2 separate regions of the Homo sapiens genome follow, and region 2 is linked to region 1. A link is an interaction called in ENCODE POLR2A ChIA-PET data of the cell type or tissue named here. Cell type or tissue: GM12878. All regions are shown on one strand. Links, peaks and the distances in the headings refer to the core of each region. The heading gives the core; the rest is flanking DNA.

Evidence for each region. Peaks named below come from ENCODE experiments on the same cell type or tissue, not always from the same donor. Only the 100,000 strongest peaks of a DNase experiment are listed, where the experiment ranks them.
Region 2: POLR2A ChIA-PET joins it to region 1 with 5 read pairs; 6 of 35 experiments call an interaction of 5 or more read pairs at or near these places.

Annotation. Positions count from the first base shown.
Region 1 is chr9:128,584,316-128,595,657 of GRCh38, forward strand. SPTAN1 (spectrin alpha, non-erythrocytic 1) reads left to right here. Exons shown (of 57, transcript NM_001130438.3): 17 at 1-210; 18 at 406-528; 19 at 1,433-1,650; 20 at 3,291-3,383; 21 at 4,494-4,628; 22 at 7,162-7,310; 23 at 8,668-8,727; 24 at 9,860-10,058. Among named protein-coding and RNA genes, the nearest start is that of SPTAN1, 37 kb to the left of the region's middle. In GM12878, for the core only: no CTCF peak of the experiment used is centred there; a DNase peak (open chromatin) is centred at 3,276.
Region 2 is chr9:128,374,575-128,385,916 of GRCh38, forward strand. It overlaps URM1 (ubiquitin related modifier 1), which reads left to right. Exons shown (of 5, transcript NM_030914.4): 2 at 3,462-3,532. Among named protein-coding and RNA genes, the nearest start is that of URM1, 8.9 kb to the left of the region's middle. RefSeq lists enhancers at 8,560-9,204, 11,138-11,342. In GM12878, for the core only: no CTCF peak of the experiment used is centred there; no DNase peak of the experiment used is centred there.

The sequences.
Region 1 (11,342 bases), core at 1-8,000:
AGTTCCAAGATGCTGGCCATTTTGATGCAGAAAACATCAAGAAGAAACAGGAAGCCCTCGTGGCTCGCTATGAGGCACTCAAGGAGCCCATGGTTGCCCGGAAGCAGAAGCTGGCCGATTCTCTGCGGTTGCAGCAGCTCTTCCGGGATGTTGAGGATGAGGAGACGTGGATTCGAGAGAAAGAGCCCATTGCCGCATCTACCAACAGAGGTCAGTCTGCTTCCCTCAGGTAGGAATCAACTTGGGAAAGGCTGTGCTATTGTAGCATAAAGGGGATGCATGTCAGGATGGGCAGGGTCGAATTTAAATTATTGAACTGGAACCATGGTGGTAGCTAAGAATGACAAATCAGTGCTGACTTTTCTCTTCATGGTTGGATAACTGGGGACTGGTGTCTGCTTTCAGGTAAGGATTTAATTGGGGTCCAGAATCTGCTAAAGAAACATCAAGCCTTACAAGCAGAAATTGCTGGACATGAACCACGCATCAAAGCAGTTACACAGAAGGGGAATGCCATGGTGGAGGAAGGTGAGTGATTGGTATCAGTGACATGGCTTGGTGCTGCTCCTCGTGTCTCCCCTTCTTGCCGAGGGCATGGCCACGTGGGCATCACAAACCAGGCTCTGGGGCTGAATACCATCCCCATTCTTTCCTAACTGTATGACCTGACCAGACCTTACCCTTTCTGAGCCTGAATTTCTTTTTTTTTTTTTTTTTGAGACGGGGTCTCACTCTGTCACCCAGGGTGGAGTGCAGTGGCGCGGTCTCAGCTCAGTGGAACCTCTGCTTCCCTAGTTCAAGCAGTTCTCCTGTCTCAGCCTCCCAAGTAGCTGGGACTACAGGGACACACCACCATACCCAGCTAATTTTTGTATTTTTATTTTTGTATTTTTAATAGAGACAGGGTTTCACCATATTGGTCAGGCTGGTCTTGAACTCCTGACCTCAGGTGATCCACCTACCTCGGCCTCCCAAAGTGCTGGGATTACAGCCATGAGCCACCGCGCCTGGCTCCGAGCCTGAATTTCTTATCTGTGAAACGGGGATGACAGCACCTCTCCTGACACTGTAGTGGGGAGTAAGTGAAACCAAGTAGGAAAAGAGCTGATAGAGTGCCTGCACGTGCCAGTCTCAGTAACTGAGCGCTACAGTGGTACTGTTACTAGTCTTTATGATACTATCACTAATGCCAACTTGCGATATCTGCTTCTTAGAGTCTAGATAGAGGTCATGGTTTGAGGAGGCAAAAAATGAAACAGTCCATTAGAGGGTTAGAACCTGAGCCTCTCAAAAAAAATGGAATTATGAAAGGGCACAGCTCACCAAAACATAGTAATGAAAGTGCCGTGAACACACAGAGAAAACTTATTTTTGTCCTTCTGTGATGTGTCAACGTAGTTTTTGTTATCCTCTTTCCCTACCCATCTTCCAGGCCATTTTGCTGCAGAGGATGTGAAGGCCAAGCTTCACGAGCTGAACCAAAAGTGGGAGGCACTGAAAGCCAAAGCTTCCCAGCGTCGGCAGGACCTGGAGGACTCTCTGCAGGCCCAGCAGTACTTTGCTGATGCTAACGAGGCTGAATCCTGGATGCGGGAGAAGGAACCCATTGTGGGCAGCACTGACTATGGCAAGGACGAAGACTCTGCTGAGGTAACCAGGCGTGGGAAGCGTCTCACCTGCCAGGGAAGTGGAACAGGGCTTGTACTGAGAAGGAAGTTAGGAGAAGTAGTGATGCGCGGGAGGTGTGCATTACAGTGATTGTTTTTTAAAATGTTTTGGAATCCATTTTTCACTTGGTTTTTTTTTTTTTTTTTTTTTTTTTGGAGACAGAGTCTCACTCTTGCCCAGGCTGGACTGCAATGTTACAATTGTGGCTCACTGCAGCCTCAAACTCCTGGGCTCAAGCGATCCTCCTGCCTCAGCCTCCCAAGTAGTTGGAACTATAGGCAGGTACCACTACCTGCCTAGCTACGCTTTTTAATTTTAATTTTATTTTTAGTAGAGACAGGGTCTCGCTATGTTGTCCCATCTGGTTTCAAACTCCTGGCCTCAAACAATCCTCCTGCCAAAGCCTCCCAAAATGCTAGGATGATAGGAATGAACCACCCCTTCTGGCCCATTTTTCACTTTTTATTATGAAAATGTAATCATACCTAAAGGAGAGAGAAGATGACTTCTCACTCACCTTCAACCGTTAACATTTGTCACTCTTGTTTCATCTATGTGAAACCATATGTGTGCTTACATACATACTAACATACCAACATGCACACATACATATATACATACCTACAAACATACCAGCATACACATGTACATACCAGTGCGCACATATACCCACATACCAACATGCACACATACATACATAGATGTACTTGGTTTTTTACTGGTTATCTGTTTTTTGACTAAAATTCTCAAATTTTATTCATAAAGGTCTAGGTATAGTTCCTGTACCTAGCTCTTACCACTCTTCACAAAAACTAGAATGAGTTGAATTTTTCCTTTTCTTTTTTTTTTTCTGAGACAGAGTCTCACTCTGTCATCCAGGTTGGAGTGCAGTGGCATGATCTCGGATAACTGCAACCTCCACCTCCTGGGTTCAAGCGATTCTTCTGCCTTGGCCTCCTAAGTAGCTGGGATTACAGGCGCCCGCCACCACGCCCAGCTAACTTTTTTTGTATTTTTAGGAGAGATGGGGTTTCACCACATTGGCCAGTTTGGTCTTGAACTCCTGACCTCAAGTGATCTGCCTGCCTCAGCCTCGCAAAGTCCTGGGATTACAGGCGTGAGGCACCGCGCTCGTTCTGTCGCTAGGGCTGGAGTACAGTGATGCAATCACGACTCCCTACAGCTTTGACCTCCTGTGCTCAGCAGTCTTCCTGCCTCAGTCCCCTGAGTAGCTTGGACTACAGGCACGCACCATCACATCTGGCTAATTTTTGTATTTTCTGTAGAGATGAGGTTTCAGTATGTTGCCCAGGCTGGTCTTGAACTCCTGGGCTCAAGCTGTCTGCCTGCCTCAGCCTCCCAAAGTGCTGGGATTACAGGCATAAGCCTCTGTGCCTAGACCAGGATGAGTAAGCTATAATCATAATATATATGATTGTCCCAAAAGATGAGAATCCTGAAAAACTTTGAAAATGATATTAGCACTGTAAGAAGGGCAGGAGGTGATTACGTCATTGTGCAACTGAGAAAGGCTGTTGAGGCAGGATGGCAGGTTGGCGAGGCAGTGGAGGATGGGAGGCTTCAGCCCCTGCACAGTGCTCCATGTGTGGTTTTGGTTTCAGGCTCTACTGAAGAAACACGAAGCTTTGATGTCAGATCTCAGTGCCTACGGCAGCAGCATCCAGGCTTTGCGAGAACAAGCACAGTCCTGCCGGGTAAACTTGTAACAGTTTATGGGTTACTGGAGGGAGGCCTTGAAGGACTCAGATACTGTCAGCAGGTGTTCCTATCATAGGCCCCATTTGACTCTGCTATTAACTCTTGTGACACAAAGATTTACAGAGTTTAAAATAAGATTTATTTATTTATTTATTTATTTAGAGACAGAGTCTCACTCCGTCGCCTAGGCTGGAGTGCAGTGGCACAACCTCGGCTCACTGCAACCTCCGCCTCCTGGGTTCAAGCGATTTTCCTGACTCAGCCTCCTGAGTAGGTGGGATTACAGGTGTTCACCACCATGCCCAGCTAAATTTTTTTTTTTTTTTTGAGATGGAGTCTTGCTAGAGTGCAGTGGCACTATCTTGGCTCACTGCAACCTCTGCCTCCCAGGTTGAAGCAATTACCCTGCCTCAGCCTCCTGAGTAGCTGGGATTACTGGCGCCCGCCACCACGCCCAGCTAATTTTTGTATTTTTAGTAGAGATGGGGTTTCACTATGTTGGCCGGGCTGGTCTTGAATTCCTGACCTCATGATCTGCCCGCCTTGGCCTCCCAAAGTGCTGGGATTATAGGTATGAGCACTGTGCCCGGCCCTACTTTAAAATGAGATTTTTTTTTTTTTTTTTTGAGATGGAGTTTCACTCTTGTTGCCCAGGTTGAAGTGCATTGGCCTGATCTTGGCTCACCGCAACCTCCGCCTCCCAGGTTCAAGTGATTCTCCTGACTCATCCTCCCGAGTAGCTGGGATTACAGGCACGCACCACCACGCCTGTCTAGTTTTGTATTTTTAGTAGAGATGGGGTTTCTCCATGTTGGTCAGGCTGGTCTCGAACCCCCGACCTCAGGTGATCTGCCTGCCTCAGCCTCCCAAAGTGCTGAGATTACACGTATGAGCCACCGTGCCCAGACAAAATGAGATTTTTTTTTTAAAGATACCAAAAATTTAAAGTTCTTGGATCAGATTTTATTGGTAGCTTCAGTGAAGAATTCTCATGAGTGTATATTTGGTACATTTGGTACAGCTGGTGGCATTTGAATCTGCTCTGTACTTAGATGACTCAGCGCGGACGTGTTTTTACCATGTTTGCCCTTCCTTTGGATTTTTAGCAACAAGTGGCCCCCACGGATGATGAGACTGGGAAGGAGCTGGTCTTGGCTCTCTACGACTATCAGGAGAAGAGTCCCCGAGAGGTCACCATGAAGAAGGGAGATATCCTTACCTTACTCAACAGCACCAACAAGGCAAGGCACAGAGAGTGGCTGTGTGTTTGTTCCACGCTGGCACCTCCACGTATGCTCAGTTGGGTTTCTGTGGGTTGCATGTCTCCCTGAAATGAGAAGGCTTAGAATTCAAAGACATGAGTTTCCTCACCAATCCCCCACGTGACATACATTTATGCAGTACTGTGTATGACCAAGAAGTTAATCTGTCTTCTTGAATACCTGCAAGAAGCATAGATAATCACACTCAGAAGGATAGCTTATTTTCACCATTGAGTGTCTCTAGGTGGAATTTTTGTCCTGTCAAGCCAAAGTTTGCTTTCTGTATAACTTGGACCTGTTGGTTCTTTTTTTTTCTTTTTCTTTTCTTTTTTTTTTTTTTTTGAGACAGAGTCTCGCTCTGTCACCCAGGCTAGAGTGCAGTGGCACGATTTCAGCTCACTGCAAGCTCCGCCTCCTGCGTTCACCCCATTCTCCTGCCTCAGCCTCCCGAGTAGCTGGGACTACAGGCGCCCACCACTGCACCTGGCTAATTTTTTGTATTTTTAGTAGAGATGGGGTTTCACCGTGGTCTCTATCTCCTGACCTCGTGATCCACCCACCTCAGCCTCCCAAAGTGCTGGGATTACAGGCATGAGCCGCCGTGCCCGGCCTTTTTTTTTTTTTTTTTTGAGACAATGTCTTGCTCTGTCGTCCAGGTTGCAGTGCAGTGGCATGATCTCAGCTCACTACAAGCTCCACCTCCCAGGTTCACGCCATTCTCCTGCCTCAGCCTCCCGAGCAGCTGGGACTACAGGTGCCTGCCACCACGCCCGGCTAATTTTTTGTATTTTTAGTAGAGACGGGGTTTCACCGTGTTAGCCAGGATGGTCTCGATCTCCTGACCTCGTGATCCACCCGCCTCAGCCTCCCAAAGTGCTGAGATTACAGGCATGAGCCACCGCGCCTGGCCGACCTGTTGGTTCTTACTCCAGACTACAAGCTACATCTCAGCCCAGCAGATCATTGAAGACAGCTGTGACCTCACCCCACAGGCTTTGTCTTCTTTAGGCTAAATAATGACAATAATAAATCCATCCTGGTCCACCAGCCTTTCTTCCCTAACACACTCTGAATTGACAGTGGTGTTGAAGCATGCACAGATTGACTGATCCTGAAAGAGGCCTGCCTTCTGTTTTAGTTAAGGCTGGAGAAATGTCCTTGGCCATTTTTAAGAGCAAGTTTATTCCCATTCCCACACCTTATTTATCCTTGTCATGATAATTTGAGGAAACCTGTGATTCTTATCTTTCTATTGAGTCTAATTTAAACCTAAACCAACTTGTGGTCTAACTTTGGTTTATTCAAGAGCAGCATTGCCCAGTAGAACTTTCTGTGATGGTGGAAATGTAAGTGTCTGTGCTGCTTCTGCAGTAACTACTAGCTACGTGTGATAGTAAGCCCTTAAAATATGGCTAGTACAACTGGGTGTTTTATTTAATTAAATTATAACTCGATGAAGCCGGGCATGGTGGCTCACGCCTGTAGTCCCAGCACTTTGGGAGGCCGAGACAGGAGGATCGCTTGAGCCCAGGAGTTCGAGACCAACCTGGGGCACATAGCGAGACCTCATCTCTATTTATATTAAAAAAGAAAAAAAAAAAAAAGGGCCAGGCGTGGTGGTTCACGCCTATAATATCAGCGCTTTGGGAGGCTGAGGTGGGTGGATCATGTGGTCAGGAGATTGAGACCATCCTGGCCAACATGGTGAAACCCCGTCTCTACTAAAATACAAAAAAATTAGCTGTGCGTGGTGGCGTGCACCTGTAGTCCCAGCTACTTGGGAGGCTGAGGCAGGGGAATCACTTAAACCCAGGAGGCAGAGGTTGCAATGAGCCAAGATCGTGCCACTGCACTCCAGCCTGGCAACAGAGCAAGACTCTGTCTCCAATAAAAAAGAGTTCTAACTCAATGAAAGTTAAGTGGGCACATGTGACTGGTGGCTACAGTGTTAGCACAGCTCTGGAGCATCTAAGCAGAGAGAAGGCCAGCCTTGGTGGCAGGCGGCATTGCTCTTCTGCCTGTGACCCTCTGCAGGTATGGCAGGTGAGGAAGGGACTGAATTATCAGACCTTATAGAAAGTGATTTTAATATCATTTTGGACCTTTTTTTTTTATGAGACAGAGTCTCGCTCTGACGCCCAGGCTGGAGTGCAGTGGCGCAATCTCAGCTCACTGCAAGCTCTGCCTCCTGGGTTCATGCCATTCTCCTGCATCAGCCTCCCGAGTAGCTGGGGCTACAGGTGCCCACCACCATGTCCAGCTAATTTTTTTTGTATCTTTTTTAGTAGAGACGGGGTTTCACTGTGTTGGCCAGGATGGTCTCCATCTCCTGACCTCGTAATCCACCCGCCTCGGTCTCCCAAAGTGCTGGGATTATAGGTGTGAGCCACTGTGGCCGGCCGTTTTGGACCTCTTAAAACAACGCTCTCGTGTGTGTGTATACACGTGACCTCCTTGGATTCTCCCTCTCAGAGAAGGAATTTACTTTCAGTTCTCCCTCTTTTTTCCTTAGGATTGGTGGAAAGTGGAAGTGAACGATCGTCAGGGTTTTGTGCCGGCTGCGTACGTGAAGAAATTGGACCCCGCCCAGTCAGCCTCCCGGGAGAATCTCCTGGAGGAGCAAGGCAGCATAGCACTGCGGCAGGAGCAGATTGACAATCAGTAAGGATGACACTGGGGGCCGCAAGGGCTAGGCGTCCCATAGGCATACTCTGTTCCACATGGGCCGAAGCTTAGGCGTGTCCTGAGGCTCCTGGAGCCCACCTGCACGCCTCCTGCTGTCTCCACCCCACTTTGAGCCCACAGACCTCCCTGTGTGGGTCTCAGACCCCTGACTGATGACTTATATTGCTTTGTTTTTTTTCCACCAGTGTTCATGAGTTTTTCCTAACCAGAATTTTTCTAATCATTGCCATTTGCCTTTTGGTTCGAGATGCTTTTTGAAATTGGATTTTCAGATACTCTACGCCCCTACAGCTCTGTCCACTTTGAAAAGCTGCTTTCAGAGCTTCTCTGTCTGCCATAGCTTTGAGTTCTGAGAATGGAATTTTGTAATGAAATGGCTCTGTCCTCTTTCCTCTAGCTGAGCCCCCATATTGCCCTGTGTCCCTCCTTTAGGGTATTTCTGACTCCACTAGTGGAATCAGCAGTTTTGGACACTTGGGAAATATCCAGGAAATACATTCCCACTAGAGTTTGGGTAGAATAGTGAAATTTTTGGGCTCCAGTGATCCTCAGTAAGATCAGAGTTATTTGTCCACTTTATAGATTCTGTTACTATAGAGATAAGAATGGGAGGTTTTGGTTTGTGTTCTTTTTTTTTTTTTTTGAGACAGATTCTCGCTCTGTCATCCAGACTGGAGTGCAGTGGTGTGATCTTGGCTTACTGCAACCTCTGCCTCCTGGGTTCAAGTGATTCTCCTGCCTCAGCCTCCCAAGTAGCTGGGACTGCTGGCACATGCCACCATGCCCAGCTAATTTTTGTATTTTTAGTAGAGATGGGGTTTCACTGTGTTGGCCAGGCTGGTCTCAAACTCCTGACCTCGTGATCCGCCCGCCTTGGCCTCCCAGAGTGCTGGGATTACAGGCGTGAGCCACCACGCCTGGCCTTGGTTTGTATTCTTACCAGTAGTCTGGGTCATAAATATAAGAGGAAAAAGATCAAATACGTGGCTAAATTGCCTGTTAGCACTCAGTAAAATTTCTTTCTAAGGGTAGTCCAGTCTGTTCCCTGACCTTGCTCTGTGAAGTTACCAGTGTTTTCAGCACAGGAAAATCTGCCTTAAGCATGGCAGACCCGCCAGGAAAATGAAGGTGAACTAACCCTCTAATTTTCCTGCTATTTCTTTACTGTCATGTCACTCATGACTTAGACTGCTCCTTAGACCTGTTGAATAACTCCATAGTTTCCCAACATTAAGCATCCACCATCATGGCACCAGTCGGAGCTGCTGCCTTTCATCCCTGTGGATTAACCCCACTAATTCGTGCATGCTTTTGCTGTGCCCCCTCTGTGCAGGACACGCATAACTAAGGAGGCCGGCAGTGTATCTCTGCGTATGAAGCAGGTGGAAGAACTGTGAGTAGGCTGAGAGTCTTGCAGAGCACCAATGTCCACTGCTACCCTATCCATTCTCCCTCTGCCGCTTCTCTTGAAGGCCTTTGTCCATCCAGAAAGATGAGGTGGTGGGAGGAACTGCCTGTCCGTGCAGCAGCTTTGGCTCACAAGGGAAGAGGTCGCGGTGCAGCTGTGTCGGTCGATGACTGCTTATCTCATTGGTTGCTTCCATGTGCAGCTGTGTGTTCAGAGTGGTGTTGGTTCTCCCTCCTGTTGGTTTTTGTGGTGGACCAGCCACTATCAGCAGCAAACCTGAAGGCCTGTTCTATAGTTTTCCTTAGTAGGAAGGAAATCATATGCTTCTCTTAAAGTGCTCTGATTCTTGGTAACTCATTGCTTTTTTATTTTACTTTGGGACACTTAGATTTGATGATGATTCTAGTTTTTTTTAATTTTTAGTTTTTTATTGTTTGTTGTTTTCGTGTTCAAAGATAATATTTCAGCCTTTTGTATTTTAGTTCCCGAGGGTTAGAATATTCTTTGATTCTTAAGAAATCTTTCAAGTAACAGAATGGCACAGATACTCAGTACTGTGCCTGATTTTCCTTCTGAACTTGCCAAAACTTTCTGAGAGCTGAATGTATCATTTTAGAAATGTCCTACTAATATGGAGATAAAACATCCTATATGAGGATATTTTAAAGCTCAGTGTACCCTCCCCCACCTCACCCCAGCCTGGGGGCTCTTCAGAGAATTATAAAAGACAGAAAAACCCTCTGTATACATTCTGCCCAGCAAGTTCATCTCGTCTCTCCACTGTAGTTGCATGAGCCCTGTGTTACTGTGCTAAGCGCTTGGTTTCAGTCCCTTGTGGTTGTGTTGTTCTAAGTGCAGAATCGGCCTGGGGATAAGTGTGCCTGGCTGTTCTAGCCACCTGGTTGTGAACAGTACAGTGTGCGCATATCTCTCAGGCTGTGGCGTGGGTACTTGGGATCCTCGTCTTCATCTGATAACTCTGTTACTAGGGCATCATCATTACAAACTCGTAGCCTGGAATCCACATCTTGGAGACACCTCGTGGTTTGCCTTTATGTTAGCATCTACAGCTAACTGCCTTCCTTGTCCCTCTTGTCACCCTCTTGAATTCCATCAGATATCATTCTCTGCTGGAACTGGGTGAGAAGCGTAAAGGCATGTTGGAGAAGAGTTGCAAGAAGTTTATGTTGTTCCGTGAAGCGAATGAACTACAGCAATGGATCAATGAGAAGGAAGCCGCTCTGACAAGTGAGGAGGTCGGAGCAGACTTGGAGCAGGTTGAGGTGCTCCAGAAGAAGTTTGATGACTTCCAGAAGGTATGGGCAGTCTTCAGGCTCAGCTGAAAATTTGTTTAAAGATTTGAGTCTCTTGATTTTTTTTTTTTTTTTTTTTTGAGATGGATTCTCACTGTCATCCAAGCTGGAGTGCAGTGGTATGACTTCGGCTCACTGCAACCTCTGCCTCCTGGGTTCAAGTGGTTCTCCTGCCTCAGCATCCTGAGTTGCTGGGATTACAGATGTGCGTCACCACGCCCTGCTAATTTTTGTATTTTTTGGTAGAGACAGGTTTTCACCATGTTGGCCAGACTGGTCTCAAACTCCTGACCTCAGGTGATCCACCCGCCTCAGGCTCCCAAAGTACTGGGATTATAGGCATGAGCTTCTGCGCCTGGCCAGAGTCTCTTGATTTCTGACTGCAAATTACTGGAATGCAAATTACATAGATTATATTCCATCATGTATGTAGCTTTTTTTTTTTTTTTTTTTCAATTTTTTTTTTTTTCCTTTTGAGACAGAGTCTCTCTTTTGTCGCCCAGGCTGGAGTGCAATGGTGCGATCTCGGCTCACTGCAACTCCTCCTCCCAGGTTCAAGCAGTTCTGTCTCAGCCTCCCGAGTAGCTCACCACCACGCCTGGCTAGTTTTTGTATTTTTAGTAGAGATGAGGTTTCACCATATTGGTCAGGCTGGTCTCAAACTGCTGACCTCAGGTGATCCGCCTGCCTCAGCCTCCCAAAGTACTGGGATAACAGGCGTAAGCCACCGTGCCCGGCCTCAGTTTTTTTTTTGTTCAAGACAGAGTCTCACTCTATCACCCAGGCTAGAGTACAGTGGCTCGATCTCAGCTCACTGCAACTTCTGCCTCCCAGGCTCAAGTGATTCTCATGCCTCAGCCACCCGAGTAGCTGGGATTACAGGTACGCACGACCACATCTGGCAAATTTTTGTATTTTTAGTACAACCGGGATTTTGCCATGTTGGCCAGCCTGGTCTTGAACTCCTGGCCTCAAGTGATCTGCCCACCTCAGCTTCCCAAGGTGCTGGGATTACAGGCATGAGCTACCATGCCTGGCCTGTGTAGCTATTTTTAAAAGACTTTAATTGAAACCTTTTTGGACAAATTTAGTTTTAAGGAAAGATATGCTATGTTCTCTACATGTTGTTATAAGAACTTTTCTAAGCCTAAACTACAATAGATGTGAAAGTACTCTTTTTTTTTTAATTGGGGTAAATTCACAAAGCTAGCCATTTTAAACTGTACAATTCAGTGGTATTTAGTACATTCACAGTGTTGTGCAACCACCACCTCTAGTTCCGAAACA
Region 2 (11,342 bases), core at 182-8,181, 210 kb before region 1:
CCTCCACATTTCTGCATCAACAAAGCGTGACCTTGTTTGGATGACAGTCGCCCCATGTTTTCCCCATGACAATGCTTGCCTTGCCTTTGCCTCCCAGCGGGCTGTCTCAGGACATCTCTGTTCCCTGAAATTGGGAAAGGGTGGTGGGGTGGAAGACATCTCATTCTTCAAAAGTCTGGTGAGGCCTTTTCAGTTAAGATCCACAAGAAGTCTGAGATGGGAATTGGGAGACCCAGAGGGAGAAGCAGCATGGGGCGCTGAAAGAGCCCTGGCGCTCATCTCAGAAGCCTCAGCTTCTGGACTTGGCTCCAATCATCTCTGCAGTCCCCGCCTTCCCTTGGCCAGGTGCTGGGACACAGAAATGAACCAAACTCTGCCCTCAAGAGGCTTTCTGACCTTTGGGAAGTCCTGTTTTTTTCTGACCAGTCTGCTGGTGCTAAGCAGGAATCAGTTAGACTGAAATTATAGTTCAGCCCCTGCCTCTCTAACCTTGGACAAGTTGGTTGCTTAACCTCTCTAGGCTTGAGTCTGCTTTTCTATCAAAGTGAGCAAATAATATCTACCTCCTTCCTTCTTCCCTGGGACTCCCTGAGGATGAAATGAGATGAGGAACATCTTATAAATGGTGAGGCGATGTGAACAGTTGTTCTTAGTTGATGCCAGGCCTCATGGACTCTCTCAGCCTCCAGCACTGTGATGTACCCACCAGGTCAGCAGCAGGTGGCATGGGCAGGAGCATTCAAACCATCATCTGGCCAGAGGAAACCCCTAGATGCACAGGGTCTCCAGAGTGCCTCACAGTGGCTCCCCAACATTTTTCCAGATGGAAAGACTGAAGCTTAAGATTGAGTCAAGGCCAGGCATGGTGGCCCACACCTATAATCCCAGCACTTTGGGAGGCTGAGGCAGAAGGATTGCTTGAGCCCAGGAGTTCAAGACCAGCCTGGGCAATAGAGTGAGACCTCACTATGTTATAAAATATTTTTAAATTATTATTAGTTTTGAGATAGGGTCTCACTGTGTCGCCCAGGCTGCAGTACAGTGGCATGACCTTGGCTAACTGCAGCCTCAACCTCCCAGGTTCAGGTGATCCTCCCACCTCAGCCTCCCAAGTAGCTGGGACTACAGGCGCACACCACCATGCCCACCTAATTTTTGTAGTTTTTGTAGACACAAGGTGTTGCCATGTTGCCCAGGCTGCTCTTGAACTCCTGGACTTAAGCAATCCTCCCTCGCCTCTCAGCCTCCCAAAGTGCTAGAGTTACAGGTGTGAGCCACTGTGTCTGGCCCCCAAAGTATTTTAATAACAAAGAAAAAAGAAGATTGAGTCACACATCTAAGGTCTCAACATAGGGAGAGGTGGAGCCTGGGCTTCACATCGGGGCCGGCAGCTCCAAAGGCTGTGTTCTGCACCTGTGTGGTAAGCTGCCTCTCTAGAAGGCAGAGGAGTAAAAACAAGAGTCGGCAAATTTGGGTACTTGATTTTTTTTTTTTCTTTTTAAATAATTAGAGACAGAGCCAGGCATGATGACTCACAACTCTAATCCCAGCACTTTGGGAGGATTGCTTGAGCCCAGGAGGTCAAGACCAGCCTGGACGACATAGGGAGACCCTGTCTCTACAAAAAATAAAAATAAAATTAGGCAGGTGTGGTGACACGTGCCTGTGGTCCCAGCTACCTGGGGGCTGATGTGGGAGGTTTGCTTGAACCCAGGAGGTTAAGGTTGTATCAAGCTGAGATCACGCTACTGCACTCCAGCCTGGGTGACAGAGTGAGACCTTGTCTCAAAAAATAAATAAATAGGCCAGGCACGGTGGCTCACGCCTGTAATCCCAACACTTCGGGAGGCTGAGGCAGGTGGATCACGAGGTCAGGAGTTCAAGACCAGCCTGGCCACAATGGTGAAACCCTGTCTCTATTAAAAAAAAATACAAAAATTAGCCAGGTGTGGTAGCACGTGCCTGTAATCTCAGCTACTCTGGAAGCTGAGGCAGAGGATTGCCTAAACCCAGGAGGCGAAGGTTGCAGTGAGCCAAGATCGCACTACTGCACTCCAGCCTGGGCGACAGAGCGAGACTCTGTCTCAATAAATAAATTTTTTTAAAAAGTAAAATAAAATAATAAAAATAGGCCAGGCACAGTGACTCATGCTTCTGATTTCAGCACTTTGGGAGGCCAAGGCAGGGAGATTACTTGAGCTCAAGAGTTCGAGACCAGTCTGAGCAACATGGCGAAATCCCATCTCTACAAAAAGTACAAAATTAGCTGAGTGTGATGCCATGCACCTGTAGTCCCAGCTGCTTGGGGGTCTGATGTGGGAGGATTGCTTAAGCCTAGGAGGTCAAGCCTGCAGTGAGCTGTGATTGTGCCACTGAACTCCATGCTGGGTGACAAAGCAAGACCTTGTCTCAAAAATAAATAGATAATAATTTCCCGGGTGCCTAATGATAATAATAATTACATAGAGACAGGGTCTTGCTATGTCACCAAGGCTCTATTTCACTGAGGCTCATCTCAAACTCCTGGCCTCAAGCAGTCATCTCGCCTTGGCCTCCCACAGTGCTAGGATTCCAGGTGTGAGCCACCACACCTAGCCGGTACTTGATTATTAGTAAAAATTATATCCTACCTTGCCACATTAGAAGTCATATTTAGGAATTGGTCACTGGGTCTGGGCAGAGTGGCTTGTGCCTGTAATCCCAGTGCTTTGGGAGGCTGAAGTGGGAGGATTGCTTTAGGCCAGGAGTTTGAGATCAGCCTGGGTAACATAACAAGACTCCATCTCTACAAAAAATTTAAAGATTAACCTGATATGGGCCAGGCGCGGTGGCTCATGACTGTAATTCCAGCACTTTGAGAGGCCAAGGTGGGCGGATCACCTGAGGTCAAGAGTTTGAGACTAGCCTGGCCAACATGGTGAAACCCTCTGTCTAAAAATACAAAACTTAGCCAGATGTGGTGGCTCATGTCTGTAGTCCCAGCTACTCGGGAGGCTGAGGCACGAGAATCACTTGAACCTGGGAGGCGGAGGTTGCTGTGAGCTGAGATCACACCACTGCACTGCAGCCTGGGCAACAGAGTGAGACTAAACAGAGTAAAATAAAATTAAATATAAACATAAATATTAATATAAAAAGTAGCCTGATATGGTGGCATGCACCTGTAGTCCTAGCTACTTGGGAGGTTGAACAGGAAGGTCTCTTGAACCCAGGAGTTCAAGGTTACAGCGAGCTATGATTGCACTGCTGCATTCCAGCATAGGCGACAGAGTAAGAACCTGTCTCTAAGAAAGAAAGGGGGAGAAAAAGAATTAGTCACTGCACCCAAGGTGTTTCTGCACCTTAGTCTCTGCTTCTCTCGGCCTTCATTACCAGCCCTATCCTCAGTTTTCTGTTTCCGCTACCTCTTCCTATTTGCAGGAGCTCACCTGGCTGTCTTTTTCTCTGGTCCTCCTTTGCAGAGGTGGTGCGGAGCTCCTGTTTGACGGTATTAAGAAACATCGAGTCACTTTGCCTGGACAGGAGGAACCCTGTGAGTATTGGCTTTCTGAACCCCTCTCTTGGGGCCATTGAACAGGAGTTGGTCCATGGGGAACACTCAGCCCCGTTCAGGCCTGTGTTCTGCATCCGTGTGCTAAGCTGCCTCTCTAGCAGGCAGAGGAATAAAAACAAGAGTCTACACGGCTGGGCCGGGTGGCTCATGCCTGTAATCCCAGCACTTTGGGAGGCCAAGGTGGGTGGATCACAAGGTCAGGAGTTCGAGACCAGCCTGGCCAACATGGTGAAATCCTGTCTCTATTAAAAATACAAAAATTAGCTGGGCATGGTGGCGCGTGCATGTAATCCCAGCTACTCAGGAGGCTGAGGCAGGAGAATTGCTTGAACCGGAACCTGGGAGGCGGAGGTTGCAGTGAGCCGAGATCATGCCACTGTACTCTAGCCTGGGCGACAAAGCAAGACTCCATCTCAAAAAAAAAAAAAAAAAAAAAAAAAAAAAACTTGTTAATCTTTCTTGAACAAATATACACTGAGCACCTTCTGTGTAGCAGACCATGTGCTGATCACTGTGGAGACAGACATGAACAAAAGCCAGTCCCAGGCCAGGTGTGGAGGCTCACACCTGTGATCCCAGCACTTTGGGGGGCCGAGGCGGACGGATCACTTGAGACCAGGAGTTCTAGACCAACATGGCGAAATCCCATCTCTACTAGAAATACAAAAAATTAGTCACGCATAGCGGTGCGCGCTTGTAATCCCAGCTACTCAGGAGGCTGGGGCAGGAGAATTGCTTAAACCTGGGAGGCAGAGGTTTCAGTGAGCCGAGATCGTGCCACTGCACTCCAGCCTGGGTGGCAGAGCAAGATTCTGTCACCAAAAAAAAAAAAAAAAAAAAGAATGAACTTGCAGATCTTTGGCTGGGTAACTGTCAGGATAGCCTAGGGGCTGGGGACCGGATATGGCAGGTGTTCACTGTAACCTTAGCAGTGGGTTCTAGCAAGGGCTCAGGGATGGGATTCCAGTCTCCACCTATGACTGAGATACTTCTGGGGAGAAGAGGGCATCAGTTATATTAAGAGACAGGAAATGAGGTTCCTGGAGGTGGGCGGTAGAAAATGGTCAAGTCAGGCCGGACGTGGTGGCTCACACCTTTAATCCCAGCACTTTGGGAGGCTGAGGCGGGCAGATCACGAGGTCAGGAGTTCCTGACCATCCTGATCAACATGATGAAACCCCGTCTCTACTAACAGTACAAAAATTAGCTGGCGCAGTGGCAGGCATCTGTAATCCCAGCTACTTGGGAGGCTGAAGCAGGAGAATTGCTTGAACCTGAGAGGCAGAGGTTGCAGTGAACCAAGATCGCACCATTGCACTCCAGCCTGGGCAACAAGAGCAAGACTCCGTCTCAAAAAAAGAAAAAGAAATAAGAAAATAGGCCAGGTGTTGGCTGGGCACGGTGGCTCACGCCTGTAATCCCAGCACTTTGGGAGGCCAAGGCGGGTGGATCACGAGGTCAGGAGTTCAACACTAGCCTGGCCAAGATGGTGAAACCCCGTCTCTACTAAAAATACAAAAAAATTAGCTGGGCGTGGTGGCATGCGCCTGTAATCCCGGCTACTCTGGAGGCTGAGGCACGAGAATTGCTTAAACCTAAAGGGGCGGAGGTTGCAGTGAGCCGAATCATGCCACTGCACTCCAGCCTGGGCAACAGAGCGAGACTCCATCTCAAAAAAAAATAAAATAAAATAAAATAAAATAAACCAGGCACAGTGGCTCATGCCTGTAATCCTAACACTTTGGGAGTCTGAGGTAGGAGGATTACCTGAGCCCAGGAGTTTGAGACCAGCCTGGGTAACATGGCAAAACCTGGTCTTTACAAAAAAATAAAAAATTAGCCAGGCATAGTGGCATGCACCTGTGTTCCTAGCTGTTTTAGAAGCTGATGCTGAAGGATTGCTTGAGCCCAGGAGATCGAGACTACAGTGAGCTATGATCACACACTGTTCTTCAGCCTGGGTGCCAGAGTGAGACCCTGTCTCAAAAGAAAAAAAAAATACATAAGCAGAATATGTATGGGGAGAAAAAAAGAAAATGGTCAAGTGAGATTTGGCAGGATTCTTCTGGAACTGGACACACATCTGCCAGGAATCAATTATTATTGCTCAGATTCACTGGCTGCCGCACCTCTCTGTCCCTCCCTCAGGTTGGAGAGCAGTGGCACAGGGTGGGGTCTGTCTGCCACACGTGGAGGCTGGGGGGGGGACACTTACTGAGGAGCAGGTCACTGCCCACATTGAGCTGGGAGGGGATATGTGGCTGGGGTTTCATGTCAGGATTGTGTGTCCCTGGTCGAGGAAGACATGGGGTGCTAAAGGTGACTGTTTCTTAGTTTGACAGATGGCCATGCAGCCTTGGGAGGGCACATGGTGCTCTCAGAAGAAGCTTCTCAAAGATTCAGTCTCAAAGACCTTGCCTGGAAGTTTATTAAAATATCACAAGTTATTATTTATTTCCTGTGGAGTTTGTCTGACATGAAAACCCACAAATTTTCTTTTTTTTTTCTTTTCTTTTTTTTTTTTTTGAGATGGAGTCTCGCTCTGTCTCCCAGGCTGAAGTGCCGTGGTGCAGTCTCAGCGCGCTGCAACCCCCACCTCCTGGGTTCAAGCAATTCTCCCACCTCAGCCTCCCAAGTAGCTGGGATTACAGGCAGGCACCACAACACCTGGCTAATTTGTGTATGTTTTTTTTTGTTTGTTTTGTTGTTGTTTTTGAGACGTAGTCTCGCTCTGTTGCCCAGGCTGGAATGCAGTGGCGCGATCTTGGCTGACTGCAAGCTCCGCCTCCCGGGTTCACGCCATTCTCCTGCCTCAGCCTCCCAAGTAGCTGGGACTACAGGTGCCTGCCACCACGCCCGGCTAATTTTTTGTATTTTTAGAAGAGACGGGGTTTCACCATGTTAGCCAGGATGGTCTCGATCTCCTGACCTGGTGATCCGCCCGCCTCGGCCTCCCAAAGTGCTGGGATTACAGGTGTGAGCCACCGCGCCCAGCCCCAAAGTACTTTATTCTTTCATGTAGTTGGCAAATCTATTTTGAATGCCCTCTTTGTGCCATCACTGTACTAAGTTACTGGATATTCATTAGTGAGCAAAATAGATGTGGTCCTTGCCCTAGTAGAGTTAGCAGTGTAATGGGAGTGGAGCCAGGGAATAAACAAGTAAACAAATGAATGTATAACTGCGTCATTACAACTTTTAGTAACTGGCATGAGGAGAACCAAAGGGTACTTGAATAGGACTAATAGGTGGTCAGCAGAGGTCTCTTTAAGGAGGTAACATACCAAGGCCAGGTGCAGTGGCTCACTCCTGTAATCCCAGCACTTTGGGAGGCCAAGGTAGGCGGATCACCTGAGGTCTGGAGTTAGAGACCAGCCAGGCCAACATGGTGAAACCCTGTCTCTACTAAAAATACAAAAATAGCTGGGCATGGTGGTGGGCACCTGTAATCCCAGGTTGAGGCAGGAGAATCGCTTGAACCCTGGAGGTGGAGGTTGTATAGTGAGCCGAGATCGTGCCACTGCACTCCAGCCTGGGCGCAGAGCAAGACTCCGTCTCAAAAACAAAAAACAAAACAAATAAAAGGTAGAAACCAAAATTTAGAGAAGTCAGGGGTCTCACCCCAAGTCATAGAGTTATTTAAATAGCAGGGTTGGGATTCAGAACTAGCTTTCAGGCCACTGAATTTCAGAGTCCTGGCGCTTTGCCACTAACCCATCACCGTCTATCCCAAGAGGCTCCCTGAATTACTCTAACATCTTACATTTTCCAGTTTTTACGCTTTCCTTCATTTATTTATTCATGAGTTCAACAACTACTTATTTCAACTTTCAGATGACCCCAAGAGATAAGAGACCCCTAAAAGAGAAAGAGAAGGAGGGAGGGACCTGAGGCCTGCCCAGAGTTACCCAAGTAGGGAGGCTGGGCTGGGACTCAGATTTTTTTATCCTTCATCTTCCAGCCACTGTTCAGGGAACAGGCAGGGGCCTATCCCCACTCTGGGAAGAAAGGAGGGGAGTGGGAGGGAAGGCACAATGGCCCACTTAGTCTTTGGCTCCTTTGCTGTGAGTCCCTACACCTGGTTCCTGTTGTGCCCAGAGGCATGGGTCACACAGCAGACCCATGGTAACCTAGGTTGGTGACCTAGGTCACCAACAGAGCTGGTTAGCAGCTGCCAGGCCTCACCCTGGCACATGTGAGCCCAGCTGGGGGTCAGGGGCCTGGTGCTGCTAGGAGAGTCTTACCCTTCCCCCAAGTCCATGCCCAGATATGTCATCTGGCAGACTTCCCAGCCTAGGGGCTGCCACTTGGCCAAGCGAGTCTTGGAGGTTCCAGCAGAAATAATAGCAGCCGTAAGATTTCAGAATGTGACAAGCCTCACAAATGAGGGAACTCGTGGCTCCTAGGCCAGGGGAGAGCTTCCAACCCAGCCAATTTGGGAGAAATGATGAGCAAGGCCTGAGGGAGTGAGACTGCGAGAGAGGAAGCCTGGCACGCGCAGTTGCACATCACTTATTCCTGCCAGACTCTTTCTTCCCTATCTGTAAGATGGGAGGTTGGGCTCGCTCTGTATGTTATTGAGCTGGTTGTCTCTTTGACATCTATAAGAAAAGTTTCTTCAAGATCCAAGTATATACAATTCGGTGAAGCAGAGTGTGCTGACCCAGTAAGAAGTTGTGTGAGAGAAGGGATGTCTTAACAGCCATCTCGCTGAAACGGCCATGCAGGCACCCACCAGCTTAGGGTATTGCGGCTGCTGGGAGTTGGCCTCTGTGATTCAAGCATCCCTTTGACCCAAGGCCCCCTGCCCAGGCCCCAAGTGTAGACATGGCCGCCTCACCTTTCCCTGCCTGTCTTCCCCTGTCCTGCCTTTGTGCCCCCTCTGCCTGCTCCACTTGTGTTAAAGGGTGGCTGGTGAGGGAGGGCAGGAGCTGCAGGAGCTCCTGGGCGCTTTAAACTGCTTAGCATGCATTTCACAGCCTCTCTGGGGCCAGCTGTTCCTTTCTCTGCTCTCAGGGCCTGTTTGCTGATCCCCTCTCCACCTCCCTCCTCCCCACACCCCTCCCAGTCCCTGTGCAAAATTGCTTTTGAAAAGATCCACTTTCTGCTTAATTAAACAATGAGGAGGTCCCCTCGCACATCTGTAAACCTCCTTCTGAGGCCAGTTTAGCCCACAAACTGCTCCATTCTTACCCCCATTCACTTGTAAATGGCCCCTCTGATGTTCCCTCCACCCCCTCTCCTCTGTTACTCCCCCCTTGCCAGCTCTTTCTTTTCCCTTTTCAACTGAGGCCTGGGGTGGGCTCTCCGAAGAGCCGTCTTGGAGCCTGGTGGACTTGGTGGGGACAGAGGCAGTTTAACCTGTGGAAGAGAAGACTTAGGGGATCCTTTCTTCCAAATCTGAAGGGCCATCCTGGGGAAGAGGGGGTGCATTTGTTGGCATGGTCCCCGTGGACCATTCAGGCCCAGTGGGTGGGAATGACAGGAAGACAGATTTCTGCTTGGGAGAAAAGAGCTCTTAACAATCAGAGCCGCTCCACAGAGGAGCTGACCTCCTGTCCCTGGAGGTGTTCAAAGAGAGGCTGGATGAGGGTCTGTTACGCCTGCGAGTCAATATCAGATACGACTTTGAGGTTGTTCCGTTTCAGTCCCACGAGGCTGAGGCTGACACCCTTTGGGGCCCTCCCACAGTGGGCAGTCAGTGTCCCCCAGAATAGGACAAGTCCACCGGGGCGAGGGATTCTGGTGGAGCTTGCGTCGGTGCTCTCCACAGTGGGTATCCTCCCTTTGGCAGCAGCCTTTAGAAGGTACTGGAGCCCAGAGGATGAGGAATCTGAAGTCACTGTGGGCTTACAGCTCAGAGCAGCCATCTGTTGAGCGTGTCCTGTGTGTGTGACACTGCCAGGCCTGCCTTGGGCATTGTGCCTTACGTAATCCTCAGCAGCTCTTGGTGTTTGGATTATTATCCCTGCTTGTCAGAGGATGACACTGAGACAGCAAGATGAAGTGACTTCCTAGCTAAGGCCATCGAGCACACAGCCGAGGTCCTCTGGCTGTAGACTCAGAACTCAACCACTCCAGCATAGAGCAGCAGCTCTCATTGCCTGCTCTGCCCCCGATGGGCAGGCCAGGTGCCAAGGTATCCTGCACTGGAAACCTTGTATTAAGTGCCCATCTCCTTCCTCTGGTGCTGTGTGCCCGGGGGCAGCCTGGCCGCCAGCACCTACAGACTCAGAGTGTCATTCCTACCACCTGGGTTGTACTGGGAGCATTGGCCAACCCCAACATCTTGTGGGTTCAAACATCTAACACAGAAGGAAGGTCAGTATCTAGGACCCCTCACTACTCTCGCAGTCCCCTCATTCCCTTTCCAGCTTCTGATGGGAAGATACGGGATGCCACAGAAAACCCCAGCCGGTCCCAGCACTATCTGATTAATGGTTGGCTCTACCTTGCCCTCTAAAGCTGAGGTGCCAGGCCACTGGGCAGAGCGTGCAGAAACCCAGAGAGCGCGAGGGGTATAGGTTCTTCCTCTGGATCCTGGAGTAATTACAGCATTGATATGCAGGGCACAGTGCTGAGAGCTTTGTATATATCGTCTTATTTGATCCCCCACAATGACCCTATGAGACAATGTTAACATCCCCATTTTACAAAAAAAGGAAGCCGAGGCTTCCTATTACCTAAGGTAATAGAACTAGTAAGTGATGGAGTCCAGCTCAAAACCAGGCCTGTCTGACTCCAGGGTCCATACTCTTAGTCTCTTTCTTCCTCCCTCCTTCCCTCCCTACCTCCCCAGTTGTCCACTCAAGTAATGGTAATGGTAGTGCCATACATTTGAGCTGGATCGTGATTCAAGTGTTGAGTCAGAGACACATGGAAGCACAGGCCTGGGCAGTGGGGCCTGGTTCCCAGGAAGCACATACCTGGGAGATACCGCTGAGGTTCACTGGGAGGGAGAGGCCCCTACGGGAGCAGGCCCGTTCTCAAGGCCTGGCCCCATCTCCTGCTGAGCTTCTTACCTTCTCTGTTCTGCTGCCTTGAACCTGCCCATTCCATCCTGCCCCAGCCTTCCCATGTGTTATCCTTCTGTCCAGAATGCTCCCCACCCCACTCATCCTTCAGACCCGAGCTTCACTGTTTAACACCCTCAGTCAGGCCTCTCCTGATCCCAGATGAAGGAGATAGCATTTGTCACAACTAATTAAGTATGGTATGTCTCCCCTGCTGACCTCTAGCTCCCTGAGGGTAGGTAGCTCTGTTTCCCTCTTGCCCACTACCATCTCCCTAGCATCTTGCACATAGTAGCTGCTCAATAAATATTTTTCTCCTGCATGATCACACGGGATCCCAGGAGGGAGACCGCCCCTAGTAGGAGAGGGAAGACAAGAGGACACAGAGTGGGAAGGTGAAAGTGAGAGTCTCCAGCCCCTATCTATCACAGAGCCATCCATCCCCAAGCCACCAGCCCCTGACTCTGCTTAACCCTTCCTCCTCCCCTGGGCGCCTTTGGAAGCCGACCATCTGGCTTGGAGGCTATTTGCATATTGTCTGTGCCTCAGCAAGCCTAGCAAGATGTCCCTGGGGGTGTGTTTCAGGCCAGGCCGAGTGGCCCTTGCATCCTGCGAAGGGAGCCATGAGTTCCCCCTCTCCCCACCCCCAAATCCAGGCATGGGGGAACAATACGAGTGGCGATGCGGTAGCCTCACCATGGTAACAGGCTATCAAAAATGTGGGCAGGCCTGGGTGGGGGGCGGGCAGAAGAGGGAGGGAGTGACCTCAGCAAATA